Regions from separate parts of the Homo sapiens genome. Here region 2 is linked to region 1. A link is a loop called in an ENCODE intact Hi-C map of the cell type or tissue named here. Cell type or tissue: K562. All regions are shown on one strand. Links, peaks and the distances in the headings refer to the core of each region. The heading gives the core; the rest is flanking DNA.

Region 1 (8,899 bases), core at 242-8,241:
ATCTCGGCTCACTGCAACCTCCGCCTCCTGGGTTCAAGTGATTCTCCTGCCTCAGCCTCCCAAGTAGCTGGGACCACAGGTGTGCACCACCACGCCTGGCTAATTTTTTTGTATTTTTAGTAGAGACAGGGTTTCACCTTATTAGCCAGGATGGTCTCGATCTCCTGACCTCATGATCCACCCACCTTGGCCTCCCAAAGTGCTGGGATTACAGGTGTGAGCCACCATGCCCGACCTCATATATATTTATATGAATAAACACATATATAAATATATACATATATAAATATGCCAAATTTGTATCCATTCATCTATTGATGGATACTTGCACTGTTTCTACTTTTTTATTTACTTTTTCTTGAGATGGAGTCTCACTCTGTCACCAGGCTGGAGTGCAGTGGCACAATCTTGGCTCACTGTACTCTCCACCTCCTGGGTTCAAGTGATTCCGCTGCCTCAGCCTCCTGAGTAGCTGGGACTACAGGTGTGCACCACCACACCTGGCTAACTTTTGGTAATTTAGTAGAGACAGCGTTTCACCATGTTGGCCAGGATGGTCTCGATCTCCTGACCTCTTGATCTGCCCACCTCTGCCTCCCAAAGTGCTGGGATTACAGGCGTGAGCCACTGCTCCTGGCCTGTTTCTACTTTTTGGCTACTGTGAATAATGCTTCTGTGAACACTGGCATGTAAATATCTTTCCCATCCTTGTTTTCAATTATTTTGCCCATACACCTAGGAATGAAATTGCTGGGTCCTAAGGTAATTCTATGTTTAACTTTTTGAGGAACCATGAAAGTGTTTTCCACAGTAGCTGAACCATTTTACATTCCCACAAGCAATGTACAATGGTTCCAATTTCTTCATATTTTTGCCAACACTTGTAGTTTTTTTGGTTTATGTAATAGCCATCCTAGTGGATGTAAACTGGTATTTCATTGTGGTTTTGATTTGCTTTTCCCTAATGACTAATGATGTTGAAAACCTTTTCATTTGTTTATTGAGCATTTGTATAGTTTGGAGAAATGCCTATTCAGGTTCTTTGCCTATTTCTGAATTGAGTCATTTGTGGTTTTATTTTTGTTTAAGGAGTTTTGAAAATATATATTCTAGATCTTAATCCCTTATCAGATATATGACTTGTAAATATTTTATCCTATTCAGTGGGTTACCTTTTCATTCTGTCAATTGTGCCTTTGATGCACAAAAGTTTTAACTTTCATGAAGTCCAATTTATCTATTTGTTTTCTTTTGTTGCCTGTGCTTTAGTGTCATATTTAAGAGATCATTGACATTCCAATGCCATGGAGATTTTCCCCTATGTTTTATTCTGAGTTTTATAGTTTTAGCTCTTATGTTTAGGTCCATTTAGAATTAAATTTTGTGTATAGTGTAAAGTAAATTTTACAACCTCATTTTTTTGCACGTAGATATATTAGTTTGAAATGGCTTCCGAAGGAAAGCACCACAAACCAAGTGGATTAAACTACAGCAATTTATTGCCTGACAGTTTTGGAGGCTAAAAGACCAAGATCAAGGTGTTTGCAGGTTGGTTCCTCCTGAGGGCTGTGAAAGAGAGTACATAATATGCTTCTCTCCTAGTTTCTGGTGGTTTGTGGCAATCTTTGATGTTCCTTGGCTTGTTAACATATCATGCTGGTTTCTGCTTTTATGTTCACTTGATGTTCTGTTTGTGTGTGTGCTGGTGTCCAAATTTCCCCTTTTTATGAAGACACCAATCATATTGGATTGGGGCCCACCATACTCAGAATAATCTCATCTTAATTAATTACATCTGCAATAACCTGATTTCCAAATAAGGTTACATTCTGAGGTACCAAGGATTAGGATTTCAACATATAAATTTTGGGGAGACATAATTCAATCCATTAGTAGTGGATATCCAGTTTTCCCAGCACCATTTGTTGAACAGACTGTCCATTCCTTATTGAGTGATATTGGCACCCTTGTCAAAAATCAATTAACTTTGCATGTGAGGGCTTATTTCTTGGCAATCTATTGGATTCCCTTGGTCTATATGTCTATCTTTATGCCTGTACCACACATTTTTTGGATTACTGTAGCTTTGTATTAAGTTTTGAAATTAGGAAATGTGGGTTCTCCAACTTTGTTTTTCTTGTTCAAGATTGTTTTCATTATTCAGGTTCCTTTGAGATTCCATATAAATTTTAGGATGGGTTTTTCTATTTTCACAAAATATTCCATTTAGATTTTGATAGATTGCATCTAATCTGTAGATCACTTTGCGTAGTATCACCATTTAACAATAACACGTTTTTAAATCCATGAACATGGGATGTTTTTCCATTTATTTAGATATGCAATTTCTTTCAGTAACATTTTGTGGTTTTTTATGAGTCTTTAGACCCATTTGTTAAATGTGTTTCTACTCTCATTTATTTTTCGGGAGACATATAATGTAGTGGTTAAATGCACATATTCTGAAGTTAGACTGCCCAGAGTTTGATTTCACCATTTAGTAGGGCTGCATGGCATTAAGCAAGTTAACTTAACTTATTTTTGCCTCAGTTTTTTTCCTTAAAATTAAGGATAATGCTTCATAAATGTGATGTGAGTATTAAATGAGATTATACATATATTTGTTTTAGTGTATGGACCATATTATGTGCTCAATAGATGTTAATGTTTCATAGTAGTAGTAGCAGTAGTATCAAGATGTAGTAAGAAATGAGACTGGGGCAGTGTATTGGTGCCATTTTGTGAAGAGTCTTAAATATCAAGATAAGGGATTTAGACCTTGTTCTGTTGGCAAAAAGATCATTAAATGTTTTTGAGAACAAAAACTTGTTTTAGACAGTAAATTCTGGTGATTATGAGAAAGACAGGTGGAGAGTTATGTAATTGTCATAATGGGTACTAGTTCTAATTGGCAATGAGAATCTGAACTAATGATAGAATGTATCCAAATAATATATCCAAATTATATATATATATATATAATATGTATTCAAAAGAAGATATGTGTTTAGACATTTTAAATAAAAATTACAGCTCTTGACAACTGTTTCCATGAGTATAATAAAGAAGGCATGCTGAGTTTGAGGTGTCTCTGGGACATCTATATATAGACACCTAGAAGTCTGAAATTTGGAAGATGGGTCAGGGTAAGAAATGCCTATTTGGGTATATGCTCTTATCTACTGTTCTACTAATATTTTGCTAATATTCTACTAATATTTTGCCTTTCAACTTCAAATCCTTTTTTGCCTTAGTTTGTGATTCTCAAGATGGACCCTGTAGATATTTCTCCTTTGTCAGTGGATACAATTTTGTCAGTGGATACAATTTTGCTAATAGAGGGTGCTGGAAGGACACTGGAAGGGCTGAGCAGGAGGAAGGTTTTTCGTGTGTGTGTGTGAGTGCGCACGCATGCACAGTTTTTCCATGTGATAGCCAGTAAATGGGCATGTGGGGTGGGGTGGAAGAGAGCAGCCCTCGCAGGAGTGGCCCTCAGAGATAAGCAGCAGCTGCTATGTCCTGCAAGTTTCTTTATCACTACCAAGCTGCATGTATATGACAGCCACACCACATCAAATGAGGCCTGAATCTCAACCTTGGCGTGGGAAAAGTTGGAGAGTTCTTCTAAGTTTCCAAGTTCCTGCCTTGCTCACATTCCTCAGCCCTAATGATAGTTATTGTTTTTTGGAGTTGCTGCTTCAGTACTCCCTAGAGCCCTCTTTTACCCCTTTTACCAGCCAACGTTTTTTTTTTTTTTTTAATATTAAAATGTCCCTATTCAAATTACTGGTGTGATTTCTGTCTTCTGGCTGGACTTGGACTGATGCAACCACGTATGAGTAAGAATTGAAATAATAGAAGTACATGATCTCACTCAAGCAAAGAATAGAAATGAATTTGAGAAGATTGAGGGGGGAACTCCAGGGAATGACTTTTTTTGAAAGTGAGCAAAGAAAGTGTAGCTAGAAATAAGAAGGAGAAAATAAGAAGAAATCATAAAGAAGCCTGGGAGAAGAGTTTCAAGGTGGGAGGGGTGAGCTGCAGTGTCAAATTTCATAGAGGGATCCAGTAGGGGAGGCCTAGGGAGAGGCTGTTGGATTTGGCAATAAGGAAGTCACCAGAGACCTTTCAAAGGACAGTTTCTGTGGTTTCATGAATGAAGGTAGAAGACAGATTGCCAAGAGGACTGAGAAAAAAATGGAAGGTGAACAGAGTCAACAAATGGAAGTTTCTCTTTCAAGAAGCTTGATAGTGATGGGAATGATATATACAGGAGAAAAGCAGAATTAAAATAAACATTTTGGGGATAGGGATATTTGAGAATAGAATTACATATAAGCCCTAACATAATTCATTTGAGACTCTGATAAAAAAATTGTGAAGTGCTTGTAGAAATTAAAAGCAGCATATAAATGCAACATACTAGGAATGCTTTTGTGATTCTTATAGGATTTTTCACTATTTAAGGCTTTGCCTCATAGCCATCACACCATTTTTGCTTAAACAGATCCATTCCACCTCTAATTGCTCCATGCTAGTCACATCCAATGACTGCTGGCAGAGACCACCTAGTGCCTTTCCTTCAAATTATGCCTGCAGAGATTTTCTTCCTATCTTGTGCACATTTTCCTTTTCTGAATTTACCATAAATGTAATTGCTTTGGCATCTCTCTCTTGCCCTGGGACTTGTTGGGACTACTCATTTCAGAAGCTGGCTTACATTATGCAAGAGAAAGAAGAGCCCACAGCAGAAATATTATCAGAGGGCCCTTAGGTTTATATGTGTTCTGCTTCAAATCACCTTTTCCTAAAGCCATGTCTTGCCACTTGAAGCTAAGCATTTTATTATTTGTGAAACATGTCTGGCATCAAAACAAAAACTTTTTTACTTGTGTGAATTTATGGGGAACATGAGAAATTCCATTACATGCATATAAAGCATAGTGACCAAGTCAGGGTATTTACGGTGTCCATCTCCCAAACACAATACATTTTTATGAAGTATAGTCATGCCACTCTGTTATCAAACATTGAATTTACTCCCTCTATCTTACTGCATGTTTGTACTCTTTAATCCACATCTCTTCACCCTTCCCCCTGCCCCCACTCACCCTTCCCAGTCTATTATCACAAAATAGAAAGTTTTAAGTTAAGGATCTCTGGCCAAAAACAAGTTGATTTTCACAAATAGACACAGAGAGAAATTCATATAAATAAGCTACTCTACTACCTTTTGGGGTTAGGATAAGCAACTCTTTTCTGCTAGAAGGAAAATAAATTAAGGTTCTTACTGAACTGGATGCTTTCACGGGCATCATTTCACTTCCTCATCTGCACTCTCGCCATGCTGTGTTTTCATTCACGTTTGCAACTGAGGCTCCGAGAAAGTAGGTGGTTTGTCCAGTACTATCCAACCAGCAGACAGCAGGCAGGATTCGCACCCATGTCTAATTCCTAGACCTGGGCTCTTTTTACCAAGCAAATGGTAATGGTTATAACTAATTCACTGGAAAAAATGTCATTTTAGGCGTTAAATCTGTGGCAACTGCTTTACTGAGCTCAAGGAAACACATGGAAATTAAAGAAGGCTGTGAGTCCTTGGGTTTAGAAAAGAAGTGATCCTAGTCAAAAATAGGATTGGAGTCTGGTACAGATAGAGACACTGAAGTGGAGTTAGAAAGAAAATCACTTTAACACTCGGGGCTGCCAAGGGATGGAGACATGACAATGAAGTCTTCAAAATACAAGACTGAAGAAGAAGACCTGGTTACCCATGAGTGGCTTGACTCTAGGGGAGGCTGCGGTGGCACAAGAAAAGGCACCATGGAGTAGCAATAGGAGCAAACATCTCCTAACCTTTGCAAGAGGCTCTAGATTTTAAACCTGGACTTAAAAAAATCCATTTCTGAAAGGAAAAGTTAGAAAATGGCAGAAGAGTGGTGACTTCATCCTGACTCATACAGTTCACTGGAAAGTAGCTCGTCTTGTGATCAACAGCCAGGGGTACATCACTCTACTTGGTTCTGCCTGAGTGCAAGTTTATTCCTGCCCTCTCATATCATCTTTGAAGATTAGAAAGCTTTGCTAGCTTGGACTTACTCTTTGTAAACAGAGCATATGGAACAATTTGTGTTTTTCTGATCACATGAGAATGAGAGCCCTCCGAAACTATTAATTCTTCTTTTAAGTTAAAAAAAGTTTTAACTTTATTTTAGGTTCAGGGGTCCATGTGCAGGTTTGTCATATAGGTAAACTTGTGTCATGGGGGTTTGTTGTACAGATTATTTTGTCACCCAGATACCAAGCCTAGTATTTAATAGTTATTTTTCCTGATCTCTCCTTCCTCCCACCCTCCACCCTCCCATAGCCCCCGGTGTGTGCTGTTCCCCTCTATGCATCCATGTGTTCTCATCATTTAGCTCCCACTTGTAAGTGAGAACATGTAATATTTGATTTTCTGTTCCTGCGTTAGTTTGCTAAGGATAACGGCCTCCAGCTTCATCCATGTCCCTGCAAAGGACATGATCTCATTTTTTTTATGGTTGCATAGTATTCCATGGTGTGTGTGTGTGTGTGTGTGTGTGTCACATTTTCTTTATCCAATCTGTCACTGATGGACATTTAGATAGATTCCATGTCTTTGCTATTGTGAATAGTGCTGCAATGAACATATCATGCATTTGTCCTATTACTGGGTATGTATCCAAAGGAATATAAATCATTCTACCACAGTTAAATTTTTTTCTTAGGTTTTTGTGCTGTGATTTCATAAAGTCAAGGAAAGAAGTGTTTTGTTATAGATTCTCTCATGAGTGCCCTGTTGGAACAGAGGCGTGGTCAGGTGAGGAAATAACCAAAAGCCAGCTTGGCTGACCAAGGGTTTTTGAAAACTCAGGTGACAATGTTATGTTTTGAAATGAGTTATTCAAATATTTGTTATGAGACAAAAGAGCATGGCATGTCAGAAACATGAAAGCAGGCATTTAAAACAGTTATAAGAAGTAACTTAGGAGATGAACAAGTTTACTTTAGCTCTTCTTTTTCTCCCTACAATTTACAAAACTCAGATAAGTAAATTAAGGGTGCACAAGAGGAGAGAAAATGAGATCTGATAGAAAACTTCACCGTGAGACTTCAAGAATATCTGCAGAGAAACTCATCAAAAGGATAACTGAAAATCCTGAAAGGTACTTTAAGTCAGGAGTTCATGAGTTTTCAGTATTCTGTGGGAGAAAGAATCTACGGGAATAGCAGTTCCTGTGCTCCACTTGAACCTGCGTCAAGATATTTAAAAGCAGGGAATGCTGCTTTGAAGGAAAGCCACAGAAGTTGGCTTATGTGCTGTGGAGACAGTGTGGCCCCCTTCCACTCCCAGATTGTGGGAAGAAACCTCAAGTGGCCTGCAAGCTGGACGTGGCTGGTCATCATATTTCCTGCATCATCAGTCAGAAAATGGCATGCAGCTGTATTTTCACTGAACCACACTGTGCGGGGTAAGCAGCTGATCTTTTAACTAATGTCTCCACATTTAATATTCCTGTCATTTTTTTTCTAGAGTGCTATTTTATGAATATAAACACTTCTCCCAATGGTTGGATTCATATATGAATTGCCAATAAATCTAAGATTTGCTCTGGTTCTAGTACAATCATGAAAAGCCACTTCCAATATTATCCTCAAAGCCAAGGGCCATAGTCACAGGCTTTGAAGATAAAGCAAATTTTTAGTACTTGAAAAACTACTCACACAATATGGTGTCTAGATAAAATAATTCTCCCTTTGAAGTCAGGTCAGATGGTTGAAATGTGAGCAGGTTGAAAATATGGTCTAATATACAGTTGTTAAGCTCTGTGTAAGATTCAGGACCATTAGTCCATGAAGACCTGCAATCAAAATCATGGGACTGGTTCTGAGGATATGACCTTTTAGCCCTGGACAGGATGGCAGCAAAACCCCTGAGACCCATGGGGCTTTTCAAGTTCTCTAGAGAAGTAGATTCTCTTGAGCCCATTCTTGAGTGTAATAGCCGGTCTTCTAAGGAAGGCCTGCAAATTGTCTTTATTTTCAGGTAAAATAATTCACGGTCTGGGTTATCTATTGCGAATGTCAGCACTGCTAAACACATTCAACATATTAAAAGAGATGACTTGGCTCTTTAAGGGGAACAAAGGTGAAAATGTCAAATTTCATTTGGCATATGAAACTGTAATGTAACATTTGTAAAGTATTTCATGGTATAACTACTTCCCTGAAATATTTCTCTGTGAGCCTTAAATTATAAAGCAATGGCCTTTCTGTTTTGTGGAGCTCACAGCTGAGGTGTGGTAAAAATACATCTTCAAACTATTTCTTAACTCCTGCTCTAAAATCAAACTAATGGGGACCTAAACTGTTGAATTTCAAAGGTCTAGCCTTAAAGTTCCAAGTCACACTGACCAGCAGTCCATCACTGTTTCCTGTAGCAAGGAAAATTCATGCAAAACTGATAGGGAAAACTGATTGATATTTTCTATAAAAAAAGCAAATATACTCCTTCCAAACCAGTGACATCAGAAATGCTACCCAGGGCACCATCTTATACAACAGTTATTGTAGTAATCTGATAATATGTGAATGCTCCAGTCAGCTTTCTGAAAAATCTCATACGTGCTTCTCATTTAAGCATTTTATTTAATCTCCCTCCTCAAATTTCTTACTGTGGATGCAATGAATCATGCTAGATTCAATGAGTGGATAGTTCTGACAATGAACGGGTTGGGGTTTGGTCGGACTGTGATATGAAGGGTGGGTGTCAAAAGCCAATATTTTTTTTGTTTGTTTGTTTTTGAGATGGAGTTTCTCTGCTGTTGCCCAGGCTGGAGTGCAGTGGCACAATCTCGGCTCACTGCAACCTCCGCCT
Region 2 (8,899 bases), core at 570-8,569, 110 kb after region 1:
AGGACTATCCTGTCTGTGCAGAGATTTGCTGAAAGACACACGTCCCTCTTAGCCAATGAGACCAGGCTTTCCAGCCTCTACCCATAGCAGCTCCCCGAGGGGGCTCAGTCTCAGCTTTCACCCCTCCCACTGTAGTTGGGGAACTATCCTGTATGTGCTGAGACCTGCTGGGAGATGTTTGCCTTTCTGAACCAAGGAGATGGTTCTAGCCTCTGTCACACAGAAGATTCCCAAGAAGGCCTATTCTCAGCTCCAGTGCCTCTTGCTGCAGTTGGGGAATTATCTCATCTGTGCAGGGACCTGCTGGGAGAGGTGGGCCCATCTGAGCCATTTTGACAGGCATGCTAGCCACTGTCCCACAGCAGATCTCTAGGAGGCCCAGTATCAGCTCCCAGCTCTCCTGCGGCAATCAGGAAACTGTCCTATCTGTGCAGGAACTTGCTGTGTTACCTGCACCCTCTGAGCTGAGACTGGGGTTTCCAGTCTCTGATGCCAAATTGCAAGAGGGCCTAGTATCAGCTTTGACCCCTCCTGCTACAGTCAGGGAACTATCCTATCTGTGGAGGGACCTGCTAGGAAACATGTACAGTTTGAGCCAATGTGACTCAATTTTCCTGCCCATAGCAGATCCTGAGGGATCCCAGTCTCAATCCAAGTTCTCCTTGTTGCAATTGAGGATCCATCCTGCCTGTGCAGGGATCTGCTGGGAGACATGCTTGTCTGGGCCACTGGGACAGTCTTCTAGGCTTGAACCCCTGTCCAGAGTTTCCACACAGCCCTGTACGGAGTTTCCACACAAGTATCTTCTTTGGGCATTCCCCAGGTCTGTCTGGACTGAGAAACCACATCAACCTGAGAGTCCTTTAAAGACTTGTAGAATGCCTGGGCTTAGGGGGTTATTTACTGCTGAAATGGCTGCAGTGATTATAGCTGGACTCAGGAAACATAATAGTCAGTTTGCTTAGAATCTCTGAAAAGCCCTTGGAAAATGAACAGGCACAAACAAAACTGGGCAAAGAAGACTAAAATAAATACCTAATCCCTCAATGTGTAGACATTGTTCCATATCCACAAGCATCAAGAAGATGAAGGGATATATGACATGACCAAACAAACAAAGTAAGGTACCAGAGGTCAACCCTAAAATGAGGGAGATGTGTGACCTCTCAGACAAAGAATTCAAAATAGCTGTCTTGAGGAAGTCAACGAACCTAAAGGAAATACAGATAGTTAATCCAAAAATTTATCAGAGAAATTTAACGGAGAGATTGAAATAATAATAAAAATCACAGAGAAATCCTGGGGCTGACAAATACAATGCATGAAATGAAAAATGCAAGAGAAAGCATCAATAGCAGAACTGATCAAACAAAAGAATCAGTGAGCTTGAAGATAGACTATTTGAAAATATACGGACAGAAGAGAAAAAAGAAAAAGAATACAAAGAAATGAAGAAAGCTTATGGGATCTATGGGACAACATCAAAAGGGCAAATATTCAGTTTATTGGAGTTAAAGAGGGAACTGACATGGACAAATGAACATAAAGTTTGTTTAAAGAACTAATAACAAAGAGCTTTCCAAACCTTGAGAAAGATATAAATACCCACACAGAAGAAAGTGAAAAGTCTCCAATTTTATTCAACCCAAACAAGAATACCCTAAAACATATTATAATCAAACTCACAAAGGTAAAAGGCAAAGAAAATTTCTGAAAGCAATGAGAGAAAATAAGCAAATAACATTTAAGGGAGTTCTAATATGCCTGACAGCAGGCTTCTTAGCAGAAACCTTACAGGCCTGCAGGGAGTGGAACCATAGATTCAGAGTGCTGAAAGCAAAAAAAAAATATATATATATATATATAACAAAAACACTAAAAATGAAAAGTGTATAATATATACACTAAAGTAAAAAGCAACAAATGAAAAATACTATCAGAGCAAATCACTTAACCACAAAGACAGGAAAAATGGAAGAAGGGAAAAGAAGAGCTACAAAGCAACTAGAAAACAAGTAACAAAATGATACTAGTAAATTCTTACTTATCCATAATAGCATTGAATGTAAATTTATTAAATTCTCCAATTAAAAGACACAGTGACTGAATGAATTAAACAAACAAGACCTAACTATATGCTGCCTATAAGAAACTCACTTTATCTATAAAGATACCCATATACTGAAGGTGATGGGATGAAAAAAATTTATTCCACTCACGCAAATAGAAATAAAAAGAGAGCTAGAGTAGCTATACTGATGTCACACAAAAGAGACTTTAAGTAAAAAAAAAAAAACTGTAAAAAAAACAAGATCATTATATAATGATAAAGAGATCAATTCAGCAAGAGGATATAACAATTATAAATACATGTGCACCCAATACCAATACCAAAACACCCAGACATATAAAGCAAGTATTAACAGATCTAAAGGGACAGATAGAATGCAATACAATAATAGTAGAATACTTCAACACCCCATTGTCAGCAATGGGCAGATCATTTAGGCAGAAAATTATCAAAGAGACATCATAATTGAACTATACACTAGAACAAATGGACCTAACAGACATTTACAGAACATTTCATCCAATTAATATGCAATACAGATTATTTTCATCAGCACATGTAATATTCTCCAGAATAAACTATATGTTAGGCCGCAAAACAAGTCTCAACAAATTAAAAAATGTTGAAATCATGTCTGACCAAAATAGAATAAAGCCAGAATCAATAAAAAGCAAAACTTTGTAAACTGTACCAGTACATGGAAACAATATGCCCTGAATGACGAATGGGTCAATGAAGAAGTTAAGAAGGAAATTGAAGTATTTCTTGAAACAAAATTGGAAACACAACACACCAGAATATATGGGATACAGCAAAAGCAGTACTAAGAGGGAAGTTTATATAGCAATAAATGCCTACATAAAAAATAGACAAACTTCAAATACTTCAAATAAAGAACCTAGTGATACACCTCAAGAAAAGCAAGAACAAACCAATCCCCAAAATTAGCAAAATAAAAGAAATAATAAAGATCAGAACATAAATATATGAAACTGAGACAATAAAACAGTGACTGAACTAAGATAGTTAATTAGACATAGCTGAGACACCTCTCCCACTGAGAGGAAACAAAATATTGAGTAAACCATCACACTTTGAACAGATCTTCTGAAAGAAAATACTGAAAGTTGATAGGTGACATATACACCATATTTGAAGAGGGAAGAAGCTGGGAAGCTTGCCTGGAGTTGGTGAATGCTGAGGACCAGCTCCCAAACCTGACTAGGTCCTAAGGAAGGGGCGAGTGAAGGAGCTCCGGGACTCCACACTCCCACTGTGGACATCTGGGATCCTAGATACATGAGATCCTATGACCTTCAGAGACATTTGAATTGGCAGAGGGAACTGCCTGGAGATAAGGCAGAGGAAGAGCTCAAACCTGCATGGATCCCAGAAGGTTTTGCCGTGCACACTGCAGCTGCAACAAAATGTGACCATAGGTACCCTTCCCCCCAGGCTCTCCATCTTGTTCTGAGTGACAACAGCTCCTGCTTTCTGCCAGGCTGGGAGAGAGCAGGGCTTGGCTATTTCTTCCGTGGGACGGGGGTGCATCTGATCTTTGTGCCCCCTTGTCCACCAGATCTTCCCAAGACTGCCTGCCTGGTCACTCCCTCAGGAAGGTACCTACAGCACAGCTTTCATTGTCCTGCCTGAGTGTTTTGCTGGTTGCCTGGGAGTAGTTTGGCTCCTTCTGCACAGCCAGCACTGGACCCTGAGGGGTCAGCAGACAAAACTGTAGGTGTGGTCCCAAAACTCCCAGGATTCGAGCACACTGTCCAGGGGTTTGGAGCTGAGATCTTTGGCTTGAGTTTGAGAAGGGGAAGACCCCCCCCCCGCCACTCTCAGAACACTTAGAAGAGTGATACACAGGTTTGTGTGCTGGCGTGGGAGCTGGGTGCCCCTCTCTCAACAACACTGTTTTGGGAAGGGTGTGGCCTATTAGCCAGTAGCACCTTCTTCCTCAGGGATCCCTACAGCGTGGAACACCTGGAACTGCCCAGCAATCTTGGCACAGAAGGTTTGGGACAAGCCTAGCTGGTCAGGCCCACTCCTGGGGCAGACGCTGCAGAAAGACTTACTGGGTTGGGTAAGTGTGAGCTGGCTTGGCCCCACAGCCATCTGCTGGGATAAGAACAGCAGGCCGTGGGTGCCACATGTATGGTATTACTGTCCTGCCTGGGCATCCTCTGCCCTTGACCCACTGCATCACCAGACCACCTGCAGACACACACCACAACCTGTTCTGACTCTGCCAAGCTCAGAGGACCAGTAGGTCCCCAAATAATTGTGGATTTCCTGGTGATGTAAACCTTGCCTTGGGCTGCCCCTGAGGGAGGAGGGAAAGCAGTTTGCCAGCGTTTCGCTTGAGACTAAGAAATCATGGAGGCAACACCAATAATTGAAAAGGGCTCTACCAAGACCTAGGAATGGAGTTGGTGAGGGAGTCATCTCTTGCCCCCCATCTCCCATCTCCAGACCACTTAAGAGTAAGGGCATATGGCATATGCAGCAGTCAGTAACAACAACAAAAAAAGGTGTAAGGGCATATGCAGCAGTTAAAAAAAAAAAAAAAAAGAATTAAAAATATGAACAAAGCCGACAACAGTAAGCTCCAAGAGGAGCTTGGCTAAGAGCCTATCTGCTGGCCCTTACTCTTAAGCGCCGTCTACTGGTTCGCATCCTGAATTACACCACTAAAGAAAAAATTTCTTCAACACCCAACACCTGTGAAACCCAAAGCAGGAAACTATCCACAAGTAAGTAGCCCATACAGAGCCCTGGCCCTTTGAAAGCACTCAGAAATGAAGACAATCAACTATACACAACATACACCACAGTCAAACCCTCAAGGGAAAAGGAATATATAAAAACAAAAGGCCTCATCCATAGTAGAGCAATTTAAAAAGGAAAAAGAATTGCCAGCCTCCTCATATGAGAAGGGCTCAGGCAATTCAAAAAGTCAGAGCATTTCTTTACATCCAAAGGATTGCACTAGCTCCCCAGCAATGGATCCTAACCACATTGAAATGTCTGAAATAACAGACATAGAATTCAGGGTCTGGATGGCAAGGAAGCTCAACAATAAAATCCAGAATTTGGATGGCAAGCAAGCTCAATGAAATTCAAGAGAAAATTGAAAGCCAATGCACGGAAGCCAGAAAAACAATTTAAGACTTGAACAATGACATGGCCATATTAAGAAAACCAAACTGAACTTCCGGAATTGAAAAATTCACTATGAAAATTTCAAATACTGTTGGAAGTCTTAACAAAAGACTAGAGTAAGCTGAGGAAAGAATGTAAAGGCTCAAAGACCCAGTCAGACAAAAATAAAAAAGAATCAAAAATATGAACAAAACCAGCAATAAATATGGGATTACATAAAGAGACAAAGCCTATGACTCCTTGGTATTCCCGAGAGAGAAGAAGAAAGAATAGGCAATTTGGAAGACATATTTGAGAATATAATCTATAAAAAATTTCCAGTCTTGCTAGAGAGGTTGAAATGTAAATTTGAGAAACTCAGAGAACTCCTGCAAGATACTATACAAGATGACCATCCCCAGGACATATAGTCATCAGACTTTACAAGGTCAATGCAAATAAATAAATCTTAAAGGCAGCTAGAGTAAAGGGTTATGTCACTTATGAGGGGAACCCCATCAGGCTAACAGCAGAAACATTATAAGTCAGAGATTGGAGGCATATTTTTAGCATTCTTAAATAAAAAAATTCCAACCAAGAATTTTATATCCCCTCAAGCTAAGCTTCAAAAGTGAAGGAGAAATAAAATCTTTTCCAGAGAGGTAATTTGCTACTACTAGACCTGCCTTACAAAAGATGTTAAAGGGAGCTCTAAACAAGGAAATGAAAAATCGATACCAGATACCACAAAAACATATGCAAGTATGTAGTCTATAGACCCTATAAAACAACTACACAATTGAGACCATGAAACAACCAGCCATTGACACCATGACAGAATCAAAACCTCGCATATTGGTCTAAATGCCTCACTTAAAAAGCACAGAGTGGCAAGTTGGATTAAAAAAAAAAAAGGCCCAACCTTCTGCTGTCTTCAAGAGACCAATCTCCCATGTAATGACACCCATAGGCTCAAAGGAAAGGAATGGAGAAAGATCTATTATGCAAATGGTAAACAAAAAAGAGCAGAGGTCACTATTCTTCAGATAAAACAGATTTTAAACCAAAAACAGTAAAAACAGGCAAAGAAGGTCATTACATAATGACAAATGGTTGAATTCAACAACAAGACAATTATTATAAATCTATATGCACCAAACATTGAAGCACCCAGATCATAAAACAGGTACTTCTAGATTTATGAAAAGACTCAGACAGCCACACAATAATAGGGACTATTCAAAACCCCATGGGCAGTGTTAGACAGGTCATTGAGGCAGAAAACTAACAAAGAAATTCTGGACTTAAATCCAACACTTGACCAACTGGACAAAGTAGACATCTACAGAATACCCCACTTAACAGCCACAGAATATACATCCCTCTCCTTGGCACACGGAACATACACTAACCTCAACCACATGCCTAGCCATAAAGCAAGTCTCAATAAATTCAAAAAAATCAAATTCATGCAAAGCATATTCTTAGACTACAGTGGAATAAAAATAAAAATCAACACTAAGAGTATCCCTCAAAACCACACAATTACATGGAACCTAAACAACTTGCTCCTGAATGACTTTGGAGTAAATGGAAACAGAAACAGAACATATCAAAATCTCTGGGACGCAGCACAAGCAGTATTAAAAAGAAAGCTTATAGCTCTGAATACCTACATTAAATTAACAATCTAACATTACACTTAGAGGAACTAGAAAAACAAAAACACTCCAACCCCAAAATTAGCAGAAAAAAATAAATAATGAAATCAGAGCAGAATTAAATGAAATTGAGACTCAAAAATCAATACAAAGGATCAACAAAATAAAAAGTTGTTTCTTTGAAAGGATAAACAAGATCAATAGACCGCTAGCAAGATTAATAAAGAAAAAAAGAGAGAAGATCCAAGTAAGCATAATCAGAAATGACAAAGAAGGCATTACAATGGATTCCACAGACATAAAAAAGACCTTAGAGACTGTTATGAACACCTCTGTGCATACAAGCTAGAAAATCTAGAGGACATGGATAAATTCCTGGAAGTACACAGACTCCCAAGATTGAGTCAGGAAGAAATTGAGATACTGAATAGACGAATATCGAGTTCTGATATTTAATCAGTAATGAAAAACCAGCAAACAAAAAAAGGCCGGACCAGATGGATTCACAGCCAAATTTTACCAACCATACAACGAAGAGCTGCTACCAATTCTACTAAAATTATTCCAAAAAATCAACAAGGAAGGACTCCTCTCTAACTCATTCCATGAAACTAGTATCACCCTGATGTCAAAATCTGACAAAGACACAATGAAAAAAGAAAACTACAGGCTAGTCACTCTGATGAACATAGACACAAAAACCCTCAATAAAATAAAAGCAAACCAAATTCAGCAGCACATCAAAACGCTAATTCACCATGATCAAGAAGTCTTCATTCCTCGGATGTAAGGCTGGTTCAACATATGCAAATCAATAAACATGATTCACCACATAAACAGAATTAAAAACAAAGCCCATATAATCATCTTAATAGATGTAGAAAATGCTTTTGATAAATCCCATTATCCTTTCATGATAAAAACCCTCAACAAACTAGGCATTAAAAATATATATCAAAATAATAAAAGACATCTGTGATAAACCCATAGCCAACATCATACTGAATGGGCAAAAGCTGGAAGCATTTTCATTAAGAACTGGAACAAAACAAGGATGCCCATCCTCACCACTCCTATTTGACATAGTACTGGTAGTCCTACTTAGAGCATTTGGGCAAAAGAAAGAAATATAAATCATCCAAATAGGAAAAGAAGTTAAATTATCGCTCTTCACTAATGATATGATTCTATGCTTAGAAAACCCCGCAGACTCTGCCAAATGGCTTACAGACCTGATAAATGGCTTCAGTAAAGTTTCAGTATACAAAATCAATGTACAAAATTTAGTAGTATTTTTATACACCGATAACATTCAAGCTGAGAGTTGAATCAATAATGCAATCTCACTTACGATAGCCACACACACAAAAGCAAATGTAGGACCACACTAACCAAGGATGTAAAAAATCTCTACAAGAAGAACTACAAAACACTGATGAAAGAAATCATAGATGACATAAAAATGAAAAAAAAAATTTCCATGCTCATGGATTGGAAGAACAGATATTGTTATAATAGTCATACTATCCAAAACTATCTATAGATTCAACGCTATTTCTGTCAAATTACCAATGTCGTTTTTCACAGAATTAGAAAAAAACTATTCTCAAATTCATATGGAAGCAACAAAAGAGCCCAGATAGCCAAGGCAATCCTAAGCAAAAAGAACAGAGCCGGAGGTACCACATTACCTAAATTCAAACTGTACTACAAGACTACAGTAATCAAAACAGGAGGGTACTGGTACGAAAACAGACACATAGAGCGTGGGAACAGACTGGAGAACCCAGAAATAAGGTAGCACGCCTACAATGAACTGATCTTCTACAAAGTTGACAAAAATAAGCAATGAGAAGAGAACTCCATATTCAATAAATAGCACTGGGATAACTGGATATCCACTTGACAAAAATAAGCAATAGGAAAAGGACTTCCTATTCAATAAATAGTGCTGGGATAACTGGATATCTATATGCAGAAGAATGAAACTGGACTCCTACTTCTCACCATATACAAAAGTTAA

Evidence for each region. Peaks named below come from ENCODE experiments on the same cell type or tissue, not always from the same donor. Only the 100,000 strongest peaks of a DNase experiment are listed, where the experiment ranks them.
Region 2: it touches region 1 in a loop (3-fold over the local background); 3 of 110 quality-filtered maps call a loop at or near these places.

The regions. Positions count from the first base shown.
Region 1 is chr4:172,993,850-173,002,748 of GRCh38, reverse strand. All of the region lies in intron 10 of GALNTL6 (polypeptide N-acetylgalactosaminyltransferase like 6), which reads right to left. Among named protein-coding and RNA genes, the nearest start is that of GALNT7, 170 kb to the left of the region's middle. In K562, for the core only: no CTCF peak of the experiment used is centred there; DNase peaks (open chromatin) are centred at 3,478, 4,068 and 5,988.
Region 2 is chr4:172,888,352-172,897,250 of GRCh38, reverse strand. All of the region lies in intron 8 of GALNTL6 (polypeptide N-acetylgalactosaminyltransferase like 6), which reads right to left. Among named protein-coding and RNA genes, the nearest start is that of GALNTL6-AS1, 170 kb to the right of the region's middle. In K562, for the core only: a CTCF peak has its summit at 4,731 (motif pointing left); no DNase peak of the experiment used is centred there.